Linked DNA regions of Homo sapiens: all the other regions are linked to region 2. Evidence: chromatin contacts called from ENCODE Hi-C data. All regions are on one chromosome and are shown on one strand. The core of a region is the stretch at or near the end of the contact, and the rest is flanking DNA. Distances in the headings are between cores, read along the strand shown. Region 1 holds the start of MPLKIP (M-phase specific PLK1 interacting protein). Region 2 holds the start of HUS1 (HUS1 checkpoint clamp component). Region 3 holds the start of VOPP1 (VOPP1 WW domain binding protein). Region 4 holds the start of RALA (RAS like proto-oncogene A). Region 5 holds the start of YAE1 (YAE1 maturation factor of ABCE1). Region 6 holds the start of LINC00265 (long intergenic non-protein coding RNA 265).

Region 1 (4,265 bases), core at 351-2,850, 7.8 Mb before region 2:
CCTGACACATGAAGCTTCCAGTTGAATTTCAGAAATGTTAACAAAAGTATCTTCCTTTTTTGCCTGTGAATGTTTGAGTATTGCTGTATTGTTGGCTTATATCCACTACAGATACTGGTTCTAGGCCAGCCCAAGGATCTTCAAGCATTGAAGGCTTGAAATAATTTTCCAACTCATTAGACATTCTTTTTTCTCTAACACGCCCTGATCCAAATGGTGTAGATGTCCTTGGAGAACCCTTTAGAAAAAAAATCAGTTAAAAAAACACTTAGTAAAGATAATTGGTACTTCTTCCTTTAGCTAAAGGTTAGCGGGAATCACATTGCTGCTTAAAAGTTGTGACTTGAACCTAAATAATGTTCAATTACAAAGTCCATGCTTCCTTTAATCAAGTGTTCCTATTTTTTAAAAAAAGTACTTAAAGCAATTCGTTATTCTCATTTATTTATAATTCCATGACCACTGTCATCTCAAATACTTTTGTGTCTAATGTAGTAACTTTGCAGTAATTAAATACAAGCAGTGATGAAATCAAGTAATTATATTCAATTTTCCCTCGAAATTTTCACTTTTTTCAGGAGAAAACAATACTATAGTTTTAAAGTTTCTAGAACCTTTCTAGCTCATGAACATTTTCTTTACTCCTTAGCTCCAGGCTCAAAAGGGGTAGGGGGTTGGTGTAGAATACAGCAAGTTGGAAAACCACGTAGTTGCAAGTTGTAAACCACAGAAATCCCAGACATGCTAGAGATACTCTCTCTGTCTTTTGTATTTACTCTCACTAAAGGAATGGAAAACTTCCACTACCACCGATTTTCTTTTCAGGGAAGTTGGAGCAGAAGCCAGTGTAGCTCGAAAGAAAGATAAAAAAAAAAAAAAAAAAAAGAAAAAGAACTATTTCTTGAAACAAACTGGCAAGGCCTTTGGCAAACAGGAGGAAATGGAGAATTAGGAAAATCTGTGTACGGGTGGCAGTGTATTGGTTAAAAGCACGAGGGCTCGAAAACAGAACGTACGGCTCTGCCACTCTTTCGGATAATCTTCCGGAAGTCACTCAACTTCTCTAAGCCTCAGTTCGCTCATCTGCAAAATTGGGCTAACAATAGTACCTCAGAGAGGATTAGACAAAATAATCCACGTAAAGGGAATATTAGTACCGTGCCTGCCATAAAGTAAGAGCTCGGCAAACGCTGGCTATTATTATTACCTGGGGGTGGGTCTGCTGCTGCCCTGGGGAGTAGCCGAATTGCTGCTGGGACCCCGCGGGGGACCTGGAGTAGGAGCCAGGGTAGCCGCCAGGGGACGGAGACCCGAACCGGCCCCCCGGGAAGCTGCCGCCGTGTCGCGGAGAGTGACTGCTCCCGTACGGCCTAGACCGGGGCCCGTACGGCGGCGTGTGGTGCGGACTCCCGTACCCGTCTCGAGGGGAGGGCGGCCGTGGTCCGCCCCCGCCCGGGGTTCCCCGGAAGCTGCTTCCGCTACCCCAACCTCCTCCACCCGGACCAGGGTAAGGAGGAGTTGGGGGCCGAAAATTCTGTCGCTGCATATCAGGAGCCAAAGCCGAAAACCTCGCAGCCGCGTTCTCCCACCGGAACTGTATCAACCGGCCCTCCGCAGAGAACTGCTAGTCCTTTACCAAAACAGTCCTCCGACCGCAGCCACCCTACGGCACATCAGTTCCGGCGTCACAAAGGTTCCGCCAGGGGCGGCGGGATTACCTAAATCACTGACTTGGCGAGAGACTCAGTGGATTTAAGTGAAAAGAGGAAGAAAAGGAGACAGGAAAGGACGGACACCCAAGCCCAGCAACAACCTTTCCAGTCTGAGTGCCCTTGGTCTGACCGACAGACTAGAAGCTGGCCCAGCAGGCGACTAGTGCTCAGCCCCGCCCGGCGGGGGCGGGGTCTGCGGCGTCCGTGGGCGCCCCCCAGTGGCGGCGGGTGGCGCCGCACGGAGTTCGCCGCTTGCACCGGGACCGATGCCATCTGAGACGCACGCGATGCTGGCGACGCTGGCGAGGGTGGCAGCTCTGCGCAGAACCTGCCTCTTCTCCGGCCGGGGCGGCGGGAGGGGGCTGTGGACTGGCCGCCCGCAGTCAGGTACCCTCCGAGATTCGGTCTGGGTGGCTAAAGGGATCCCTGCCCCAGCTTGCCTCCTCGGGCGCCCTGAGGAGAGCAATTAGGGTCTGAAGTCTCTGCTGACCCCTTAGCGGTGGCTTTGCTCGCCTCCCTGCAACCCCGTTCCGTGGGCCTGCGGCCGGCCTGCCCCGCTCTGGCCGCCCAGGGTCGCCTCTGTCCCGTGCGTTGTTGTGACCGAGGGCTCCGTGCGCCGTGGGGTCCCGCTCCTGCGCGTCCCGCGGCTCGCGTTTGGGGCCTCTTTACTCCTGTCCTTTCGTCCGCCAAGTTTAAGTAACTTCGAAAATGCACACCAAGCCACATTTCAGAAAGGACTTTAGCCCGCTGCTTTGAATAACTTGACACTTCATGTACAATAAAAGATGCCCTTGTACAGTTACCTGTTGCAGAATTTTATTTAGAGGATGAAATTTAGCTTTACTACAGTGTTATAGAACTTTCTTTACTCCCTCTGAATTTGGGAATGGTAATCCACTATGAATCTTTTTTTTCCTTTTTTCTTTTTTTCTCTTTTTTTTGAGACGGAGTCTCGCTGTCTCGCCCAGGCTGGACTGCAGTGGCGCGATCTCGGCTCACTGCAACCTCCTCCTCCCGTGTTCAGGAGATTTTCCTGCTTCAGCCTTCCGAGTAGCTGGGATTATAGGCATGCGCCACCACGCCCAACTAATTTTTGTATTTTTAGTAGAGACGGGGTTTCGCCATATTGGCCAGGCTGGTCTCGAATTCCTGACCTCAAGTTATCCTCCCGCCTCGGCCTCCCAAAGTGTTGAGATTACAGACGTAATCTCTATGATTATGCGCGCGGCCCACTATGAATCTTGAAATTAGTTGCAGGATGCAGGATTTTTTTTTTTTTTTTTGAGACAGTCTCGCTCTGTCGCCCAGGCTGGAGTGCAGTGGCGCGATCTTGGTTCACCACAACCTCTGCCTCGCGGGTTCAAGCGATTCTCTTGCCTCAGCTTTCTAGAGTAGCCGAGATTACAGGCATGTGCCACATGCCCGGCTAATTTTTTTGTATTTTTAGTAAAGACGGGTTTCACCATGTTGGCCAGGCTGGTCTCAAATTCCTGGGCTCAAGTGATCCGCCTGCCTCTGCCTCCCGAAGTGCTGGGATTTCATGCGTGAGCCACCGCGCCTGGCGTAGGATACAGAATCTTAAAAGAGCTTTAGGACTCATTAAATCATAGCCTAACGGGTAGCCTGGACCTGTGATTTCCATTCACCCTCTTGTAGCTGCTACTCCTCGCTGTCTCTTTGACATGTTCTGTGACATCCCAAGCTGACGAGTGTGGTATCTTCTCAGCTTCTATCCTCCTTGATGAATGGAGACACACACAGACAGTTTTTTTGTTTGTTTATTCTGTGGAAATTCAATTCACTACATTTCGTTTCTTCTGTAGATACAAGTGATAGACTTAATCAAGGTAGCACGTTGCCATTAAGGCTTAGTGATACAATTAAGGTCGGAGGACTCCAGCCTATCCACTTTATTAAATACAGTAGTTCTGTCCTGGCCAAAAATTCACCTTTCTGGACATTGTCTTTAGTGTTTAACTTAATGCTTGGGAATTGCTCATTTGAATATTTATTGAATAAAATGACCTAGGTGGGACGATTGCTTGAGCCCAGGAGTTGAAGACCAGCCTGGGCAACATCGTGAAGCCCCATTTCTACCAAAAATACAAAAAAAATTAGCCGGGCTTGGTGGCGTGCGCCTGTAGTCCCAGTTGCTTGGGAGGCTGAGGTGGGATGGCTTGAGTCCTAGGAGGTTGAAGCTGCAGTGATCCGCTATTGTGCCACTGCACTCCAGCCTGGGTAACAGAGCGAGACCCTATCATGCCCCCCCACCCCACTGGAAAAAAAAAAGGTTCACATACATCACATAGGTAATTTTCACCTTTTAGATCATCAGCCAGTCTACTCAGGGGAGGGGGCAGAAAAGTGAGAGTGGTGGGGACCAAAATTAACTTTATTATTATTATTATGGACATGGGGTGGTCTCACTCTGTCACCGAGGCTGGAGTGCGGTGGTGAGATCACAGATCACTGCATCCTCGACCTCCTGGGCTCAAGTGATCTTCCCACGTCAGTCTCCCAAGTAGCTGGGAGTACAGGCTCATGCTACCATGC
Region 2 (3,964 bases), core at 1,247-3,746:
ATGAAATGCTCATTATAGCCGTGAGAAAGCACTCCACAGAGACCAGGGTGAGTGTGGGGGAGTTTCCTTAGACTGAGGAGGTGACATTTCAGATACCACCAAAAGCAGGAGAAGCAGCAGCCATGGGAAGACAAGAACAAGGGGACAGGGTTTCAGGCTGGGGAAACAGCACATGTAAAGCCGTGAGGCAGAAAGAAGCAAGCCTGCTATGTTGACGCAACCAAGAGAAGGCCATTCTTTGGGCATAGGACACTCAGAGTGCTGCAGTTTCTAACAGTTAAAAGGCAAACTATATTTATTTCTAGGGGCTCCTATGAGACTCACAGACCAAAATATCTTGCACTTTTGGACAAAAAGTATTATACGTTACTATCTTGCTTTTCCTTAAGCAATAGAAAAAACATACCAAACTTATACTGTGACATGAAATGCCCTAATTAGCTCTGAGAACTGCCTGACTGCAAAGAGTTGAGAGTTATGAAGAAAAGCTGGGCTGGGCGCCGTGGCTCATGCCTACAATCGCAGCACTTTGGGAGGCCGAGGTAGGTGGATCACTTGACGTCAGGAGTTCGAGACCAGCCTGGCCAATATGGTGATACCCCGACTCTACTAAAAAAATACAAAAATTAGCTGGGTGTGGTGGTGGGTGCCTGTAATTCCAGCTACTCAGGAGGCTGAGGCATGAGAATCGCTTGAACCCGGGAGATGGAGGTTGCAGTGAGCCGAGATCGCGCCACTGCACTCCAGCCTGGGTGATAGAGAGACTCCGTCTCAAAAAAAAGGAAATACGAACCTCATTCTATGAGTAGGAAGAGCAACTCTGGATTGTATGTATGCGCATGAGTTTGTGTATTTGTGTGTTTGGAGGACAGCTGTGCACTAAATTCATCTGGCAGTAGCATATAAAACATACGTGTACTGAAGAACGAGGGGCCATTTAAAGGTTATTATAGCAGATGAGGCAGGGTGGGAGTGGGGAGAAAACATGTCAAAGGTGAAAATGGATAGAGAAACCATGATTTCTAGACAAGGTGACAATACCACTACAAGAAACAGAGAGGCTGGAAGTTTCACGGCTTGGAAAAAGCAGCATTCTAGCTGAATGCATATGATAACAACACAATTTTAAAATGAGGAGGAACTGACTCTAATGCAAAATATAGTTATGGACCAGATCTTTAAATTTAAATAAACCAAACAGCTTTCAACAGTATTTATTGTTAAAAAGGCTAGGCTAACTATGTCTATTCCTTCGAGGCCAAGACTTCTGTGTTAGAAACCCTGACTCTCCTACTCACCAGCTCCACGGAGACCGTGAGGCAGGGAAAGTGTTTATTAGTCAGTTTGATTTTCAAAGCCCTGGCATTCTGGGCAGTCTTCAAGGCTCGAGATAAGTTTTCCGATGTTAGCTCTAAATAAATCTCATTGTTTTCTGCAGAGACACCCTCCATTTGAAATTCGTTGAAGAAGTTCTCCTAAGGGAAAAAAAATGAGGGATGAGGGAGGGTATATGTGATCTTTCCAGTGACAATCTGCAGAGTGTGCAGGCCTCTCAGAAGCTTTTGCTCACCTGTTCCAGCTCACACCACATGCTCACTCCTCCATTAGCCAGCTTGTCACAAAGGATGAAGTTAAGCTTATCAGGGCTGATGCGGAGGGTGCAGGTTTTGGCAAGCTTGGCTATCATGTTACTGATTCCTAAAGCAGGGGTTAAAATAAGGAATTACTAAAATGCACATTATGTATCCTAGAGACCAACTTATTTTGCAGAATTTCTTGTTCATCAACTTCTCGGTGGAAAAATAACCACTTAACGTTGGTATCACACTGGAAAGTACTTTAATACCCCTGATGTCACGCAATTCTCCCAACAAACTAGGGGAGATGTACAGCACACATCATCAGTGTTCAAATAAGAAAACAGGCACCTACCAGTCATTCATTCATTCAACATGGATTTATTGACTACTAGGTACTGCAATACACAGTTAAATGCAAGGTTAGGCACTGTCAGGGTGGAGGGACGAATGGGGCCTTGAAGGTATGTCAATGCCTGATAAAGCCGTCTATGGGAGCAGTGGCCGCTTTTTTTTAAAGCCACGTGATCGGAATCAAGTTTCAGAAACGTCCCTTGAAAGCCGCCTTCATCCCCACAAGTGCCCTCCGACCCGCCCCGCGCCCTCCCGGCCCCACCCTCCCGCGGCCTACACCAGCACCCCCATCCCGGCCCCATCCTCCCGCGGCCCCTTCCGGCGCCCATCCCCGTTCTGATCCTCCTGCGCGGTCCCCACCGCGCGCTCACTGCTTCCTTCCGTTCCTCCCTCGCTCCTCTCCGGCCTCCCTGCTCACGTGTGAAGTGGTTCAGACAGGCCCCGTCCACGATCTTGGCCCGAAACTTCATGGCCGCGGATGGCGCAGCCGCGGCGGGCCTCTGTGGGTAACAGAAAAGCGTCGCGCCCTGAGTGTCCCCGCCCGGAAACACGGCAGCGCGAACAGTGGTTCCGCCCGGCTCGGGCTACGCGACTCTTACCAGGGTTATCTCCGGGCCACGCCCCGGAGGAGGTGGGGCTAGGGGGTCACGCCCTAGAGGAGGTGGGGTCACGGGTCAAGGATCACAGGTCACGCCCCGGGGGAGGTGGGGGTCCCAGTCTCCGGGTATGCCTCCGCGCTGCCGGGTAATGGTGGGATCTACTTTTAGTGAGGCGGAGGCTTCAAGCCCCAGATTCGGGGAGGTTGTTCTGAGAATTCACGTTTTGAAAGAATTTTGTGACACCTATTTCAAGTGTTATTTTAAAATATCCAAATAAAATTAATCGTTTATAAAGGTTAAACAATATTATCTTAAATATACCTAAGGTAGAGCAGCTTTAAACCCTCCAGCCTCAGATGACGGTACTGGTACTTTGGTATTGAAGCATCTTGGTGGATTAAGGTTCTGAAAATTGTTTCAAATGACTTCTAAAAAAATTGAACATATTACTGGCTAGTTGGTAAAGTCGGGAAGCTTAAAGAACACTGACGTTAAGTGATAATTCTGCAGTTTGCCTCAAGACGAACTTTATTACATCCGATAAAATTCTTATTAGCATAAATAATGTCATTAGGATTTTTTTTAAAGGAAAAATTTTAAAGGGGGAAATGAAGCAACAATTGTATCTAATTTGGTTTTTCAAAGACTAAAGATTATCTGTGTTAACAATTGTTATTTTTAATGTCCTTTGCAAATAGACTAGAACCTTGTCTTTAACTTGACACATAGAATCAAGATAATGATAATGCAGATGATGATGATGATGATTTTGAGACGGAGTCTGGCTCTGTCGCCCTGGCTGGAGTGCAATGGCGTGATCTTGGCCCACTGCAACCTCCACCTCCCGGGTTCGAGGGATTCTCCTGCCTCAGCTTCCCAAGTAGTTGGGATTACAGGCACAAGCTACCATGCCCGGCTAATTTTTGTATTATTAGTAGAGACGGGGTTTCGCCATGTTGGCCAGGCTGGTCTCGAACTCCTGACCTCAGGTGATCTGCCCACCTCGGCCTCCCAAAGTGCTGGGATTATAGGCGTGAGCCACCGCGCCAGGCCCAGATAATTTTCAAAGACACATGCACACATATGTTTATTGTGGCACTATTCACAATAGCAAAGACTTGGAACCATCCCAAATGTCCATCAATAATAGACTGGATAAGGAAAATGTGGCACATATACACCATGGAATACTATGCAGCCATAAAAAAGGATGAGTTCATGTCCTTTGCAGGGACATGGATGAAGCTGGAAACCATCATTCTCAGCAAAATATCACAAGGACAGAAAACCAAACACCGCATGTTCTCACTCATAAGTGGGAGTTGAACAATGAGAACACATGGACACAGGGAGGGGAATATCACACACTGGGGCCTGTTGGGGGGTGGAGGCCTGGGGGAGGGATAGCGTTAGGAGAAATACCTAATGTAAATG
Region 3 (4,269 bases), core at 1,166-3,665, 7.6 Mb after region 2:
GAAGAGAGCCATTTGCCATGGCACATGCTCCACACCTACGACTGCACATCCATGTATGTGATTCAGGACTTCAGAAGCATCACAGGTATTCATCAGAGCACCCCACCAGAGATGAAAAAATCTCAAATATAAATCTCATACATAAAATTTCATGTGATAAATGATGAAGAAATCTCCTTAACTCCTCAGAGAGACGCCTCTCCAGCACAAAGTGGTGGTACTTAGGATAATCATCATGTCAAAGTGGGTGACATCACACTGTCCCCTCTGAAACAATCATCTAATATTTGACTGTGAAAGTATCATCTTAGGCATTTAGGTTTCAGTTTTACATCACACTTCTGCCTTTAAGGTCGTTTCAACTTTGCAGACATGATCTGAACTCCTATTAAGAGGATACATTCCTATGCAACGAAACAGCTATTTTGGAAAGAATGGAGTCACTGAGGCCGTCTAGGCTACATATAGGGCACAGAACCACTCAGACAGAAGGCTTGGGAGACATGGGTGGCACAAACTAGAATGAAAGAAACGCTAAATAATTTCATCAAGTGCCGATTAAAAAAGATTGCAGGGCCGGGCGCGGTGGCTCACCTTGTAATCCTAGCACTTTGGGAGGCCGAGGCGGGCGGATCACCTGAGGTCAGGAGTTCGAGACCAGCCTGACCAACATGACGAAACCCCGACTCTACTAAAAATGCAAAAATTAGCCGGGCATAGTGGTGGGCGCCTGTAGTCCCCGCTACTGGGGAGGCTGAAGCAGGAGAATAGCTTGAACCCAGGAGGCGGAGATTGCAGTGAGCCAAGATCGCGCCACAGCACTCAAGCCTGGGCCACAGAACGAGACTCCATCTCAAAACTAAAGAAATAAATAAATAAAAATAAAAAATAAAGATTGCAAGTATAGGTACACACATTAAGGTACAAGCACATCTGTTTTCATGCGATTACTGGTCTCTGATTCACTTCTTTGTTCTCTATGGTGAGTCACTCAGAGAATGTGATTCCTAAGGTTCTAAAATTCTGAATAAATGGAAAGAATGCAAGCAGAGGCACTCCACAAAAACATTAAATACCAAGCTACGGGGATATTTCCGAACAGAAACAGGAAGTCTCGGCTATGGCAGAGCCTGGAGCAAGGAGAAATTTGTCCACCAGCCTTCCTTTCAGGAAACACTTTTCCTCCAACATTTTGTAATAATTACTTTTTAATAAAGGGCGAAGACAAACTAGTAATTTCCAGCACCAATCACTAACTATTAAGGAAGATAGTTTCACAACTTCCTAAAACAGAGGCATGGGATTCATTACCTATTTCTTTTGACTTCATTAATTTAACGCAAATTTCCTTCAGAATAATGAAACTAAGGAGAAAGTTGAACAAGCCCTGATTCAGACTGGACACCCCAGAATTCCTCTAGTTCGCATTTTAAGGAACCTGCTTTAGTGAGAAGTATGTGGCCCCATCCGAGGATGCAATTTCACAGCCAGGAGCAGCCGCGGTCCCCGCCAGGGATGCGGTCACGGGCGCTCGCACCCGGAAGCCGCTCAACAAGTTCCCCGCCGGCTTCGGCTCCGCACCCCCACCCAGCCAGGCTCTCCGCAGAATTTCCTCCCCGCACCTAAAGGCTGCACTTCATTTTCACACGCGGGAACGCCTCCTCCCGCTGCTCACCTCCACAACTCCCGGCACTCCCGCGACACTTCCCCACAGTCCCCTCCGCCCGCTCCCCTCACCCCGGCTCGGCACCCATCCTTTCCTAACCCCAAACTGCCCGGCGCCCCGGGCTCTCCGCGCCTGCGCCGCGCCCGAGGACCACCCCCGCCCAACCCCGGGTCCATCCGATCCTCGGCCCTCTGCGGCGGGGAGAGGGGGCGGACGGTGCACAAAGGTCACCCCGAGCTAACGGAGGCGGTCGGCGCGGGAAACGCGCTCACCCGCAGGGTGGGGGCGGGGTGCGAAAACCGAAGGAACGACGGAAGGCGCGGACCGGGGCGGGAGCCTCCCCGTCACCAGGGTCCCGCACCTCCCAGCTCCGGGAGGCGCGCAGGGCTGTGGCTCCCCGTCGCTCCACCGTCTGCGCTCCCAGGCAAGGTCCTCTGGGGCGCCTCGGAACTGCGCGCCCCCAGCCGCCAGCATGGTGGGCGCCGCGCCTCCGGCAGCACCCGGTCCCCGGCCCCTACCTCCAAGAGCAGCCCGAGCAGCAGCGCCGCCACCTTCGCAGGCTGGCGCCTCATGGCTCCTCGCGTCCTCTCCAGCGCGCCCGGACGCCGGGTCGCAGGCGCGCTTCGCGACTCGGCCCCCGCGCGGGGCGGGCGGGCAGACTGCAGCCGGGAGCCGTCCCGCCGACCGCTGGGGGGCCCGGCTGGGAGCGGGCGGGAGCCGGGGCGCGCCGCGCAGCCCTGGCTGCGCTCCGCCCCCGGCCGCCGCGCGCTCCCGACACGCCCGGCCGGGCGCGCGCCTGCGGGCTCCCGGAACCCGAGGCCCGGCCTGGGGCGCGGCTGCTGGGCGCTAGGCCCGCGACGCTGAGGTGCGCGCGCCCCGGGCGGGAGGAGGGGCTGCACCGCCTGGCGAATGGGAGGGGGACTGGCAGGCTCTCCCTTCCCAAGGGAGGTCGTCCTGTCGCCCTAGACTAAACCCAGGAAGGCTTTTAAAAGAAGCAGAGTCTCCGCGGGGGGAAGCTTGTTCCCTGAGAGGTGGCCGCAGACGAACCCACTGCTCAGTCTGGCATCCCGAAGCCGCTCCGCTCCTGGCTCTCCCCGCTGTTCCTGCGCGCAGCGGGGGCAGTGCCCCCACACCCACGCGTGATGGGAAGGCCGGCCTGGGGGTGGGAAGGCCCACCGAAATAGATGGTCCCCACACCTCACTGCTTCCTTGGATGTGGCTATTTTTTATGCCAGTGTTCTCCTGCTCTGACCCTACTTGAACTTGACCGCAACCGGCCCCGCCTTGCAGGCCACCCTCCCGCAGCAGAAAACTGTGCGGAGCTCGCGCTGTCCTCGCCTCCGCTGACCCCACCTCCATGTCCTCACAGACACTATTTTTTCACAACACAGCTCAGATCCCACCTTCTTCATGAGGTTATTCAACAAACACTATTAAACTTGTAAGATGTACCAGATCCTGAGTTGGAGGCTGAGAGGAGGACAAGAAAACTGCTCCCGTAGCCTAGAGGGAGGGAGAGTCGCTTAAACCACCTGATGCAGAATGCTGAGTGCGGAGACCAGGAGGTGGGTGCATCACAGAGGGTCATAAAGGACATGAGCTGCGCAGTACAGGAGGTGGAAGGAGGGGGTCACACGAACAGATGTCACCCGAGGCAAGTCCCCAACTCTTTCCCAGCTTTCAAAGCCTAATTTGATTAATATAGAGCATGCACCACCTGACTATACCTGTCAGAGCCAGAACTTACAAGTAAGACAGAAACAATGCCTATGGCCTTCAGTCATGCTAAGGCACCTATCTGACAAGCCTGCCAAACGCCATTGAACTCTAGTAGTTTTACTATTTACAATGAGGACATTTTACAACTCTTTTTAATGGAAAAGTTAACTTGTAGAAAACTAAGCTGAAAGCTTATTGTGTGTTAGCAAGACAAATGTTTTTCCAGTGGGGATAGAAGTGATCTCGTCCTGTAAAAATGCAAATGGGCCAGGCAGGGTGGCTCATGCCTATCATCCCAGCAGTCTGGGAAGCTGAGGTGTGAGAATTGCTTGAGCCCAGGAGTTCACCAACCCCAACCTGGGCAACACAGCAAGAACCTGTCTCCATTAAAACGTGTGTGTGTGTGTGTGTGTGTGTGTGTATAAGACAAATGACCCCTGCTTAAGGTGAGAATCATAACCAGCTTCCTATCTGATTGAGCCACTTCATTCCCAGCGTTTCCTTTCTCTTTTCTCCCCGCTTTTGACTGTGTGTGTAGGTCACTTGCCTGCATTCTCCTTTGAAGCACCTTTGTCATCCCACTGTTTCCATCATTAATGGGTTAAAATGGAACTTTGACTTGTGTCCACGATGTATTCGTGTGCAAATTGTGGTTCTGTTGCATTGTGAGCAACCTACTAGTGTCTGACATAACCTCCCTTCTGCATCTCTCTCTGCCTGGAAGATTGTTTTGCTGAGCTCGACTTCCTGTAATTTGTGCAAGTTTTTTTCCAAGAATAAAATTAGAACTGTGACTCTGCTTTCACCTCAGTCTGATACCTCTCCTGTGTGCTCTCTGTTTGGTCCTGAATGATGTGGTGGTTGCTTGGCATGGTTGGAGGATG
Region 4 (4,065 bases), core at 806-3,305, 8.4 Mb before region 2:
TATTTGTGCAACCCACCATCCTCAATCCTCAGCCTATGGCCAGCTTAACTGTTGTCAATGATTAAATTTAAAATATTTTTATTGGAATGGAGCAATTCCTACAGAATAAAAAAGAAAAAAATTAAAATATTAAAATATAAACATAGATAATATTTCATTTTATGAGTTAATGATGCTATACTATTAATAGTTACCACTGTTACATCCAGTTTCTGCTAAACCTGACCTTTAGGGTCCTTAGAAGACCATTAAACATTAGAATATTGGTCTATGGATGGACACATATCACCATATTGGGTTTTTTAATGCAGTATTTCAGTAATTTTCCCAAGTAAAGGCAGGGAGAAAGGAGAAGTGGTTTTGAAACTGTGCTCAATGACGTAAGACTGCAGTCAGCTTGGTTATGGTCATCTAAACCTGTGGTGTTTCCAACTTCAGCCCAGCTCCTCCCTAGAGCTCTAGACCCATATAGCAACCACCATTAGACAGCACCACTCTTACTTCACTCATCAACTCCAAAACTGAACTCATTTTTTTTCTGCAAAAATGTCCCCTCCCAGGACTCATCCTAACTCTTCCTTATCTTATTTAGTAAAATACACCCTTATCCTGCCCCTCCCTCAAAGCAAAACAAGGCATCATCATTGCCTCTTCCATTCTCCTATCTGGCAGCTGCCCCTAGCAACCAATTACCAGTTGATATGGCCTCTTGAATATTTTAGGAATCCATCTCCTTTGGATGCTCACTACCATTCACACAGGGTCCTTAAGTTTTCTCTTACTGGCTTCTGCAATGGCCCCCTTGTGGGCTCTCTGCTTATCCTTCTCTGCCCCCCCACCTCCACCCCCCCAAGTTATCTGTTCTCTACCAACAGAAGAATAGCTTAAATTGTAATCTGTCCACTCATTGCCTCACCAAGGCATAGACGATTCGTGATTTGGCTCCTGTTTTCTTCTCCAGCCTCATCTTCTTCAGCAACCTAAGTTTGAACTTCAAGACCTGTAATTATTACTCATTCTTCTCAACAAATTATTTGTCCCCGTGCTGCATCTCCTTTCTGTTCGGATCCGGATTTGCCATCCCACCCCTATTTTTGTAGTAGAAAATGCCTATTTATCTTTAAAACTCTAACCTACGTTAGTAAAGCTATCCATTCTTCACGCTGTACATCTTGATAAACCATACTTCCAATAGCAATGATTTGCTTTCATGTATGTCTGCCCACTAGACTGGACATTCCTTGAATGGCTCATACCAGGAATATAGTTGGTACTCAATTTGTGGGGAGCAAAGAGAGATAAGCGAATAAATGTCAAGACATAAGAATCTGTAGCTGCTAACTTAAATTTACGGATTTAGTGAAACTACTTCTCACAAGCTACCAAATCACAGTGCCATGGGGCCGCAAGATGATCTCAGTGCCACACCGACACCTGCAGAGTCGCAGGGGGGTCCGACACCCCTCAGAAAGAACTCGCAGACCGTCCGAGAAAGCGAATTCTCCAGGGGATCAGCAGTTAGATGAGGCCCAGGGCAGCCACGAGACCCTCCAGCCAGGGTAGGCGGCTGACCCGCCTCCTGGGATTTGGCCCGTGACAAGCCACGTCGCCAGCTCCGCTCTGAATACCCCCGGCCACGCCACACGAGCGGCCTCAACCCTGAGACGCCCAGGGAACATGAGCTGACCCTCTAGAAGCAAGATGGCGGCCTCCGCTCTCCCCTCCTTCCCCCAAGAACCCCCTCCTGGTCCCCAAAAGAAAGACAAGGACACCGCGGCAACGACGCCGAGATCCGGGAACCTCCGCGAGGCCCGCGGCCACTCCCGAGCCCCCGGGAGATGACTTCACCTCGCGGAGCTCAGAGAGCCGGGGGTGGGGCCGTCGGAAAGACAGCGCGGACAGCCCTCAGCTTGCAGGGGGCGGAGGCCGGGCAGCCTGCGCCCTCCGAGCCACTGTTCTGCGGCCCAGGCCCATGATCACCCTCCTCTCAGCCCACGGACAGGAAGTCGCTCCCCAGCTGCCCCGCCCCGCTCCCCAGCGCCCCGGAAGTGATCTGTGGCGGCTGCTGCAGAGCCGCCAGGAGGAGGGTGGATCTCCCCAGAGCAAAGCGTCGGAGTCCTCCTCCTCCTTCTCCTCCTCCTCCTCCTCCTCCTCCAGCCGCCCAGGCTCCCCCGCCACCCGTCAGACTCCTCCTTCGACCGCTCCCGGCGCGGGGCCTTCCAGGCGACAAGGACCGAGTACCCTCCGGCCGGAGCCACGCAGCCGCGGCTTCCGGAGCCCTCGGGGCGGCGGACTGGCTCGCGGTGCAGGTGAGCGATGCCCGCTCGGGCCGCCCGGGGAGGGACTGGGGCCACCCGGGCGGCGGCGGGGGTGTGTCCGGGCGGCGGCGGGCCGAGGCCCTGACGCGGGTTCGGGCTGCCGAGATTGCACATCCCACGTTCTGCCCGGGGACGAGCTGCGAGATGAGCCCGGCTGGAATCCGGGGCACCGCGTTCGCCGCTGTGGGGCGAGTGAGCCCCCGAGAGTGAGCGGCTGCGGAGAGGTCCCCTGCGCCCGGCAGCCGGTCTCAGTTGGCCTCGTCCGAAGGTCACCCCGCACCTTTCGTCCACGGCGCCCAAGTTCCCGCCCGGGCGGTGCCCGCGACCTGGGGCAACCCGCTGCCGCCGCAGTCCCCGCGCCTCACTCCACCCCTCTCCCCTCCTTCCCTTTCTTTCCACTCCTTGCCTGTGCTAGAGCCGCTGCTTTTTAAGCATCTCCGCCAGGGTTTTTTGTTTGTTTGTTTTGTTTGTTTGTGTTTTTTTTTTTTTTTGCCAGTTAAAGGAATGGTTTTTCAGACTTAAAGTCATTAGACTCTCCGCACTGAACTGAATACCTGGCCTTGGGCGCTTGCACAGCTTTAGCCCATTTTCAGGTAATCTAGCTTCTAATATGAGGAAGAGAATACATTTTGGGAGAGAGGTGTTTCCTCTGTGGTTCGTTTCTGAAAGATTTCCAGAAGTGGAAGATGTGATTGGCATGCTTTAGCCTGGATATATGTGTTTAAGTAGACGGGGGTGACGGCACACAGGGGTGGCAGTGTTGTTTCAGGATTTAGGGAGAATTAGGGAGTTAACTGGCCTGTGCTCGGAAACCTGAATGTCCAGACTTGTAAGAGCTCATCCAAGTGTGGCTGAGGTAGTGTGAGAAGTCCCGTGCCACGCCCTACGTGTCAAGCTGAAAAGCACCTAATTTACAAATTGTGTGGTGTGGGGGGGGAACAACCTTTATAAAACATGTATCATAAGTTAATTCTTTTCCAGAAAGTAAATTGCAACTTTAATCATATTCCAGAAATTGGATAACAGATTTCATTGGTAAACTCTTACAGTATGTTTATTAATGTATTTCAGTGTGTCTTATTAGCTCATGTTTTTCTGTCTCTGGTAATACAATATTATTCTAAACCGACTCCTGTATTAAAATAATACACTATTATTGTGAAGTATTATCTGACAACACCGTTTTTTGACCTTGGATTTCTTTAGGGCAGGAGCCATGTCCTACTTATGACTGTTTCTATGCAGTATGCCTTGAACATAGAAGCTGTTCACACATTTCTGCACTGAATGAATGAGTGTATAGGTTATCTCACAGTCACCATCCAGGAGTTGCTTATTTTTGTTGGGCTAGGCTGTTTGTTTTGTTTTAGGTTCTTGCCACTTACAGACTTTACTTCGTGTTTCATTCTTCAGCAGTCAGAGTTCTTTGCCTTCCAAAACTATCCTCCTCTGAAAGGTTAAAATTATATTAAAATTGTGCTGGGCATTATAACTTGTATTCTAGTGTTAAATGCTTACTACTTGAGCATATTCAGAGTTAGTAGGAAGAGACTGCCTGGTGATACACATCAAGTTTATGTTTGGGGTTGATAACTGTACCCTATCTTAATGAAAAAGAGGAAATTAGGAGTTACCATTGTTTGGATAACGTGGTGCTTCCCAGAATGCTTATAGTGGTTCATTCTTCCCATGAATACACGCAATCCTCTGAAATCCTGATGTGACCTTGGCATGATTTACCAATAGC
Region 5 (4,226 bases), core at 516-3,015, 8.4 Mb before region 2:
CAAAACCTCTTAAATTATTCTTTTGATAAAGTACTACCAGGTTGGTGCAAAAGTAAACCCCAATTAATTTTGCACCAACCTACTAGATTCTCTTTTGGATATATATTCACAAGCTAACTTGAACTTTGGGGTTTTTCTGGTACTATCTTTATGAAGTTACAGTAAGGCTGGCTTCATGAAATGATTTAAGGAGTTTCTTCTTTTTCTCTCCCCTAAAATGGTAAAAATAGTTTAAGACTCCATCATTCCTTAAAGATTGCAAAGGACTTAATGTGAAACTCCCAAGTCTCCATGACATTTTTAATAGTAGATATTTAATGTCCAATTTTTCTATGGTAATTAGTCTCTTCATGACCCTACTTCTTGGGTCAATTTTCTTAGAAAGTCATTCATATCTCTCAGGTTTTCGAATGTGTTGCTTTTGAGTTTTAGTTGGTAATTAATATTTTAATCTCCTTCTGCATCAGTGGTTATCTCATTTCTCATTCTTGTATAATTTTGTTCTCTTTAAAAATCTGGGTCATGACAGGATTATCTATCTTATTGGTGTTTTCAAATAATACAAAAAAGAATTGGACTTACTTATTCAAGTTTTGAGGTTTTCTATTTTATTGTTATCTTTATTGCTTACTACCATTTTGTTCCTAATAAAGATATATACATATATCTTAATATATTTACATTAATAAAATATACATATTTGTAGTTTATATATTTTTTATTTGTGGGATGCCAAATTCTCTCTGGAGATTTAAAATTGTAACATGAACCAACCACCCACTCCCACACACTTATGGTTCTTACTGTGCTTATTTAAAAATTTTTTTCATAGCATTTATTTATGATCTTCTAACAAACCTTATGCTACTTATATATTGCTTATTGTTTATCCTGTCAATTTTACATGACTATAAAGTCGACAAGGGTTGGGAACTTCCGTCTGTTCATTGATGTATCCCAAAGCCTGGAATGGTACCTGACACAAGGTAGGTGTTCAATAAATTGTTAGATAAATAAATCATAATCACATGACTCATTTTACCCAGGCAAAGGGCAAAACAGGAATACTACAGGTATTCATTCATTCACCAAAATAGAGTTCAGCATTTACTATGTGTCAGAACTGTCCTGGTGTTGACACAAGTCCCCACCCTTACCAAACCAACTGTTTACTTTAGGGCATATGAACAGGAATGGGAGGCAGAAGGATATCGTGAATCAATGAAAAAATATATTGGCTTTACAAATGTACTCTATATTTCTTACTAATCTCAAATTGGCTACAGTACCTCGCTTTTCGATCCTATTTTCCTTTACTCCACAATCCTAACAGTTTAAAATGTCGGCTTGTCAAATCCTTTAAATGCAGAGGAGATTCCAAAAGAGACAAAGTATTTGGGTGGTAATCGCCCATCGACTTTACTACCTTTAATAGTTTACCAAAGCGCGCGAATGTAAAACCCAGACCATGGTAAGACTACGGTGGAAATGGAAGGTGTCTCACTGAGGGTCCCGGTTGCCTTCTGCAAAGGTGAAGGTCGTGCCGGCCACGCGAGGAAATCTGCCTCGCTCACAACTCACAGGCACACATCAACACTGCCAACCGAGGGAGCCCAAAATCACCGCAAGCGAAAGGCTCCGGCGGCGGCCACGGGCCACAGCCCGCCTCCGCGCACACGCAGCCCCTCCCGAGCCTCCACTCGCCGTCTTCGCCCCGCCTTCGGACCGGAAGGAGTTGTTGGCGCTTCCGGTGGCCTGCGACCCCGTAATTGCCTCGGTGATGTCGTGGGTTCAAGCAGCCTCCTTGATCCAGGGCCCTGGAGACAAAGGGGACGTGTTTGACGAAGAAGCAGACGAGTCGCTCCTGGCGCAGCGGGAATGGCAGAGTAACATGCAAAGACGAGTCAAAGTAAACGTGGTGTGGACGGCGCGGGGTGCTGGGTTGTGGGAAGAGGCGCGGAGTTGTGAAGAAGCTGGGTCCAGAGTGGCCCCAGCCTGGCCCGGCGCTGCTCTCTTTATCCCTAGGGACCCGGTCCGACCCGCGTCTTGCTAGGATTTCTCGATGGTTACTTGAAAGCGTGTAAAACAACAAGACGCATTCTTTGAGCGCCTACGGGATGCGTTAGAAACTGAGGACCGACCAAAATTAACTATGTGTAGACTTTGAACAGTTTGCAGTTTGTTGAGGATCACAGGGAAAGGAGCTGGAGAGAAACATACACTATACTTATTATGGCTGTCAAAGGACGTGTACGCAGTTTATATGGGTGGCTTGAATGGGTAGGGAGCCTAAAGTTAAGGAGTAGTGTTAATCAAGACATATTGAAAAGATGAACTAAAGCATGCTGTCAGAGGACAATAAGGGAAAGCTAATGTGGAATACTGGTGTCTAGGTAAGGGAATATTAAAGTTGGTTTCTTTTTTATTTGTTAGATGTAACTTTTTCATCTCTAATTTGTCTCACTATTCATTGAAACTAAGCTTAATTTCTGTGTGCAGCCTACAGTATTTCTGGGTGAGGACCAAATAGTGAGGTCCACATCCACTTAATATATTTGCCAACCATTAAATTGCCGCTAAAGCTGCAGTTGGGAATCTGCCCTGTTTAATATTTCAGTAGAGTGGTATTTGCTTAGCCCAAAAACCATGTTGTCAATTACAAAAATGCTTTATGTGAGACTGGGGCCACACTAATAAGTATTGAGCATCTTTTAAATGCTGTGGCACCGTGAGAGATGCAGAACGAAATCACTACCCACAGAGCTTTTGCAGGTTAGTTGAATTTAGGTATTATGCAAAATTTCTGAAACCAGACTTCTCATCATCCTTTTTTTTTTAAACAATTTCCTCTCTCTGCTTTGCCCTGTCTCCTCACCCACCCACACCATTCCAATCAGTTGGCAAGAGCCCAGATGTGTAATTTTCCATATATCCTTTTTGTGAAGACATTGCTAATGCTGGGTTTTGTTTTTTGTTTTTTGGTTTTTTTAATCTTTTGAAGTGATTAGAAAAGTTTATTTTGTGCTTAGGATATTTTTCTAAGGCATCACAGGTTACACATCCAAACTCTTCAATGGTATAATATTTTATATTCTAAAGGAGAGACCTTTAAAGAAAACTTGTACATTATGCTACTATAAGTCTAGTGGATTCTCCTATCCGCAGAGCCTAGAAAGAAGGGGACATTACAGAAATTGTCTACTACATAATGGTCAGTTGATTCATTGTATTTATGGTTTTCCCCCTTCTTGTAAGGTGAAAACTATGTATGCCCTTTAAGGAGTATGCTCTTTAAGGAGTAAAAATACACTAAGTGTACCATCCTGTTGATTTCTACCTGTAAGATACCACACAATATTAGCAGTTAGGAAAGAACAGGAAAATATGAAGTTTGTATCTTAAAATATAAAAATGTGTGGCGAAACCCCATCTCTACTAAAAATACAAAAATTAGCCGGGTATAGTGGCGTGCACCTATAGTCCCAGCTACTTGGGAGGCTGAGGCAGAAGAATCACTTGAATCCGGGAGGCAGAGGTTGCAGTGAGCTGAGGTCATGCCACTGCACTCCAGCCTGGGTGACAGAGCGCGACTCCATCTCAAAAAATAATGATAATAATAAATATATATATATATAGTTAATGATTTTGAAACATCAAGCATTACAGACTGTAAAATTAATTAAGAACTTTCTGTATATGATGCCAAAGATACATTTAAAACATATACAAGAAGATGCTTTTTCCTGAGTAGAATGCAAACTTTGTTTTATATTAACCTTCTGTGAATTTTCAAAATGTAAAATACCAGGACTTTTCCACATCAGACAAAAATCAGGAATGTTCACCTTCACATCCAAAAAGAAAAATTTTAAAAGACAATTTCAAGTAGTTCAGCAAGAATGATTTAAAATCTGAAATGAATGGCCAAAATTTTAAATTATCAACAGACAGTTCAATTTGATGGATCTCTCAGTAAACTTCAGTTTGAAACAACAACAAAAAATGCTGTTTACTAAATCATAAAAGATAATTCCAGGATATTATCCAATTTGAAAAATAAAAAATGTAACCCGTAATAAATAAGAAAAATACAAGAGAAAATCAACCTTTATTGGAATCGAGAGAATACCATGGACTTTAAAACTTCCTAAATCAGTAGCTTATCCTATATTACCATGTGTAGAAAACTGCAACTAATTAATGTAAGGTAGTTTTTATTAGTTGCA
Region 6 (4,274 bases), core at 1,695-4,194, 8.2 Mb before region 2:
TGGTGAAACCCCGTCTGTACTAAAAATACAAAAATTAGCCAGGCATGGTGGCAGGCGCCTGTAGTCCCAGCTACTCGGGAGGCTGAGGCAGGAGAATCACTTGAACCTGGGAGGTGGAGGTTGCAGTGAGCCAAGATCATGCCACTGCACTCCAGCCTGGGCAACTGAGCGAGACTCCATCTCAAAAAAAAAAAAAAAAAAGACGAGGTCATTAAGGTGGGCCCTAATTCAATATGATGGATGTCCTTATAGGATGAGGAAAAGAGGCCCAGAGGGAAAAGATGCCATGGGATGCTAGAGGCAGGGGTTGGAGTGATGTGTCTATAAGGCAAGGAATGCCAAGGGTTGCTGGCAAACACCAGAAGCCAGAAGAGGCAACAAAGGACTCACCTCTCAGGTTTCAGAGAGAGCACAGCCCTGCTTTTGGACTTTTAGCCTCCATAGCTGTGAGACAATCAATTTCTGTTGTTTTAAGTCACTCGATTCACAGTGCTTGGGTAGAGCAGCCCTCGGAGGTTAACACACCTGGCCACACCTGGGTGCAAGAGAGGCCAGGAAATACAGATATTATTCAGGGCAGCTGTGTGAGATTCTGTTATCATAGAAGAAGAAGAGAACAGAAAGTGGGGAATAAGTGGAGCGTCTGCCACAGGCGTTGAGGCCAGCAGGCTTGAGAACATCTCACTAAGTCCCAAAGAACTCAACAACTTACTTACCCAGAAAGCAGTAGAATGACCTCTGCAAGTGGCCAAGGCAGTGCAGACATGGCACTAAGAATCAGTGGATCTGGCTAGGCCTGTGTTCAGGACAAAGTGGACAATAGGGAGCTGTTAAGGTTCTTGAGTGGGACATGACATGAGGAAAGATCTGTCTCACCCATTGAAGACTACCTTGCCCATGACGCTATTACCACACTCAGCACAGGGTGTAAGACTCAGCAGACCCAGATCATGAAGGACTTGAATGGCAGGCTTAAGAGTCATTGGAGGGTGGGAATGCCTGCTATGAGATGTCCCTCATGTACTATCCGAGAGGACCCTGGGTCAAGGTCATGCCAAGAGGCAAGGCCAGCAGCAGACCTTTCTCTCTTCCTTCAGTCCATGTGTTATATCGATGAGCCAAAGGTGGCCTCTGTGTGTGGGTCCCTAGGTTGTTAATTTCTTCACCATGGGCTGAGACCTGTTAGCTCAAAAGCCTGCCAGTGCCACATTCAAATTTCTACACATCCAGTTATTTTTTAAAATGGTCCAAAGAAGCATATTTTTAGCCACTTAGAGGCTGCCTGCTTTGCATACCCTGCAAAACCTCACACACATTTGCTAGCAATAGATACGACATAGCTTTGTAGTTATAAGACCCCAAGCTGCTGCTTCCCTTTGGAGACTCCCTGCCATGCTGCTGAGGGACATCACCTAGACAGGGAAGCCCCCTCTCTGGTCACCCTCTCCCCCAGGAGATGCCTTAAACTCTCCCATTCTGGAAGATGGCTCCCCCATCTTAAAGCTGTGGATGGTCTCACGCTATGAGGAACTTCCCCTCTTATGCATCCCTATCCAAGCACTGCCCAGTAAAGCTTCTGTGTGCCTGCCTCTAGTGTTTCTATCTTTTTTCTTGATCAGCCTCCAAACGCCTGAAACCCTGAGACCTTGTAAGTCTCAAGCCCATGTACTCCTTCCTGGGGACGAGAGATTAGGATACACCACTTCCAGCCCAGCCCCGTTCTTTCTGGAGGAATCCTTGAAGCAGAAACTGAAGGTGAAGAGAACATACAGAGAGGATGGGACAGGATGGACACCAAGCTGGGGCCTCAGGAGGCGGCCCAAAGACCTCAGCCCCGAGCACTGCAAAGGAGCAGGTTTCCAGATATGGTCAGGGCACCATCAAGAATGGATACCCTTTCTAGGGCCATGTCTGGTTATAATCTGTTCACTTTGTTCAGTACAAACGATCACTTCCAGAGCAGAGGCTGGGGTGGAGAGTTTGGAATTTAAGTTTTAACACGTCCTAGAGCCAGTCTCCTTGAGGGCAGGAACCTTATTCTCTTATTCATTACTGCATCCCCAGGCCTTGGAAAAGGACCTGGCTCATAGTTGGTTCTTATTAATTCTGAGAAGGGAAGGAGGAATGACTTCCTTCCGGGGACCCTCCTCAAGCTGGACTGAGCCAGGTCCTATGACCACCTGCGGAAGAGCACCGCAGGGTTTGGGGCCATCTGCAGCAAGACAAGGTGTCATTCAGGCTCCCTGCAGCTCAGCTCTAGCCAATTCTCCTCCTTCCCGCCATGCACACTGCAACTAGTGGAGCAGTTTTCCAGGGTGGCACTTCCCTTTCCCACCCTCCCCCGTTAGGAAAAGCCCTTCTTCTCCTGAGCTCCCATCGCTGCCTGAACCCCACTCGGCCTGGCCCTGCAGAAGCGAAAGCCAGGGACCGGATTTCTCCTGAAGTCTTCTCTGCCAACGACAGTTCCTCTTCCACTCTCCCCCACCCAAGGGCCGCTCCTCTTACAGTAGACAGCGGTGCCTGCATCGAAATGGAATTCAGGAGGAGCACGTGAGGGGGAGGGGAGAGGTGCATTTTGGAGGAACTTGATAGGAGGTGCCTTGGGACACCCTGGAGGCGACGAAGCTGCGTCTCTCAGACTGCCACTCTTACTCCTCGCCCTGTAGCAGAACCCCAACCCCCGGCCTGAGACTCCAGGGATCGGCTGAGCTCGCGGGCTAACGCTGTGAAGCCTGCCCAGCTACCGTGACGTCACGAGACCCCCGCTATCTCGTTGGTGGCTATTTCCTCTCCCGCTGTGGTCCCTGGAGACGCCGGAGGAGATTTCCGTGACAACGGCAAGCTGGCTGCAACGAAGCCGCCCACGTAGGCCTCCCCGGCCTGCTGGAGGAGAGGGGATCCCCCGGGGCAGAGGCGGCTACACCCGGAGAACCCGGAAACCGGAAGCGCAGATCCTGCCGGCTCTGGACTAGCCGCTCAGCACCAGGGCGGAAGGAAGACGAGGCGAGGCAAGCGCCAAGCTTCCATCCGGACTTCAAGGCCAGTGGCTGGGTCTGGTTTTCTCAACACGGCCTCCTAGTCTCCTTCCCGCTTGGGCATCTGTTTTTCTTATATAGACCCTGAAGCCGCCCGTGATGTTCTGTAAGCAGGTTCCGCTTCAGAATCAGAGGTACTTAAGAGGGAACCTGGATGCTAGACCTGCCCTTGCTGCTGGCCTCAGTTTCTTTACCTGTAAAACAGGGATTTTGGAACTGTTAAATTAAATCAAACTTAAAAGAATTACAACTTAAAGCTGCTGGAACTTTACATGATCCCGAGCCTTGAGAGGAATGTGGCTATGCAGCCTGAGTCATGTGGCATGCAGATGCAACCTCTGCCTTTTTCCGCTGTAAATAATTAAGAAGACCAAGTAGCATCCAAGGTAAGACCCCTTTAGATCATTGTCCCTCCTCACAGTCATAATCTTCCTTGGAATGTAGCAATCTGAAACCAACCACATCGTTGTAGGTATGCAACTTGCATGCACATTTGTAATCCTGCTGGAATGTCCCTGCCTCCGTCTATATAATTGAAACCTTAACTTCACCTTGGAAACGCTGACATCATTTGTTTGGAGTCAGCGCTTTCCTGGATGGCCATCCTCAATCTTTGTGTTTAAATAAACTCTATGCTTATTTACATTTTCTGAACTTCATTGTTTAAGGTTGACAGAATGCAGGGGGCAGGGGGACAGTGCAGTGGAGGGACATTAGAACCCCTAGAGTCCTGTGACTCCCAGTCAGAGGGGTCGCTCAGCTGCCAGGTGTCTTTCAAGGGTTCAAGATGAAGTGACGTGCCCCAGGTCCCACAGTGAGGAAGTGGCTGAGTCAGAACATAGGTAATTTCCAGAGCTTCTAATTAGCAATTCACAAGGAGATCCTTCAGAGCCTCTGCTTCCCCATTTGTAGAATGAGGATTGTAAACCCTTCTTCAGTGGGATGCCCCTAGAATTATGTGAAACCACTACAAAAAGTGCCAAACACATGGCTTTTAATAAATGGCCATTATGTCTTTAATTTTTAATAAAGAAAATGGGTTCTTATTAAATTTGTATTCTGTGTTGGGTCATAATGCTTATTCTTCTGTTAACTCGTTCCTCTTTAAGCTAGTCTGGCTTCCTGGTCTTCCTCTCTCCACCTCACCTCCCACTTCTGGAATTCCTAGGGCTTCAGCTTGCTTCTCTCTTACCCTGGTCACTTCACTCTCCCCTCCAGTAGATCTTGAGAGGTCTGTAC

What was found. A loop is a pair of places that touch in the nucleus more often than their neighbours do. Pooled maps may share reads with other maps.
Region 1: a pooled map shows a loop between it and region 2 (15-fold over the local background). The contact joins the promoter of MPLKIP here to the promoter of HUS1 in region 2. A Hi-C loop is called at or near these places in 4 of 50 pooled maps.
Region 3: a pooled map shows a loop between it and region 2 (5-fold over the local background). The contact joins the promoter of VOPP1 here to the promoter of HUS1 in region 2. A Hi-C loop is called at or near these places in 4 of 50 pooled maps.
Region 4: a loop to region 2 is called in a pooled map, with 8 times the contacts of the local background. The contact joins the promoter of RALA here to the promoter of HUS1 in region 2. A Hi-C loop is called at or near these places in 3 of 50 pooled maps.
Region 5: a pooled map shows a loop between it and region 2 (5-fold over the local background). The contact joins the promoter of YAE1 here to the promoter of HUS1 in region 2. A Hi-C loop is called at or near these places in 2 of 50 pooled maps.
Region 6: a loop to region 2 is called in a pooled map, with 11 times the contacts of the local background. The contact joins the promoter of LINC00265 here to the promoter of HUS1 in region 2. A Hi-C loop is called at or near these places in 4 of 50 pooled maps.

What each region holds. Positions count from the first base shown.
Region 1 is chr7:40,133,022-40,137,286 of GRCh38, forward strand. It overlaps MPLKIP (M-phase specific PLK1 interacting protein), which reads right to left and starts at 1,601. Exons shown (of 2, transcript NM_138701.4): 1 at 1,208-1,601; 2 at 1-238. The coding sequence starts at 1,546. The coding sequence ends at 38. It overlaps SUGCT (succinyl-CoA:glutarate-CoA transferase), which reads left to right and starts at 1,984. Exons shown (of 14, transcript NM_001193313.2): 1 at 1,984-2,099. The coding sequence starts at 2,000. RefSeq lists silencers at 1,327-1,396, 1,857-2,056 and an enhancer at 1,607-1,676.
Region 2 is chr7:47,977,119-47,981,082 of GRCh38, forward strand. It overlaps HUS1 (HUS1 checkpoint clamp component), which reads right to left and starts at 2,497. Exons shown (of 8, transcript NM_004507.4): 1 at 2,350-2,497; 2 at 1,571-1,698; 3 at 1,299-1,475. The coding sequence starts at 2,401. RefSeq lists silencers at 2,018-2,067, 2,148-2,207 and an enhancer at 2,278-2,567.
Region 3 is chr7:55,570,087-55,574,355 of GRCh38, forward strand. VOPP1 (VOPP1 WW domain binding protein) reads right to left here and starts at 2,416. Exons shown (of 5, transcript NM_030796.5): 1 at 2,185-2,416. The coding sequence starts at 2,238. VOPP1-DT (VOPP1 divergent transcript) reads left to right here and starts at 2,680. Exons shown (of 17, transcript NR_187585.1): 1 at 2,680-3,231. RefSeq lists enhancers at 1,410-1,469, 3,799-3,878, 4,209-4,269 and a silencer at 1,670-2,649.
Region 4 is chr7:39,621,517-39,625,581 of GRCh38, forward strand. It overlaps RALA (RAS like proto-oncogene A), which reads left to right and starts at 2,056. Exons shown (of 5, transcript NM_005402.4): 1 at 2,056-2,309. It overlaps LOC107986785 (a long non-coding RNA gene), which reads right to left and starts at 1,961. Exons shown (of 2, transcript XR_001745175.2): 1 at 917-1,961; 2 at 1-98. RefSeq lists an enhancer at 1,932-2,779 and silencers at 2,106-2,615, 3,210-3,259.
Region 5 is chr7:39,564,639-39,568,864 of GRCh38, forward strand. It overlaps YAE1 (YAE1 maturation factor of ABCE1), which reads left to right and starts at 1,766. Exons shown (of 3, transcript NM_020192.5): 1 at 1,766-1,909. The coding sequence starts at 1,781. YAE1-DT (YAE1 divergent transcript) reads right to left here and starts at 1,711. Exons shown (of 3, transcript NR_187579.1): 1 at 1,505-1,711. It also overlaps the pseudogene TMX1P1. RefSeq lists an enhancer at 1,603-2,052.
Region 6 is chr7:39,730,624-39,734,897 of GRCh38, forward strand. It overlaps LINC00265 (long intergenic non-protein coding RNA 265), which reads left to right and starts at 2,945. Exons shown (of 12, transcript NR_026999.1): 1 at 2,945-3,421. RefSeq lists enhancers at 2,348-2,447, 2,538-2,607, 2,765-3,964, 2,898-2,977, 4,169-4,274.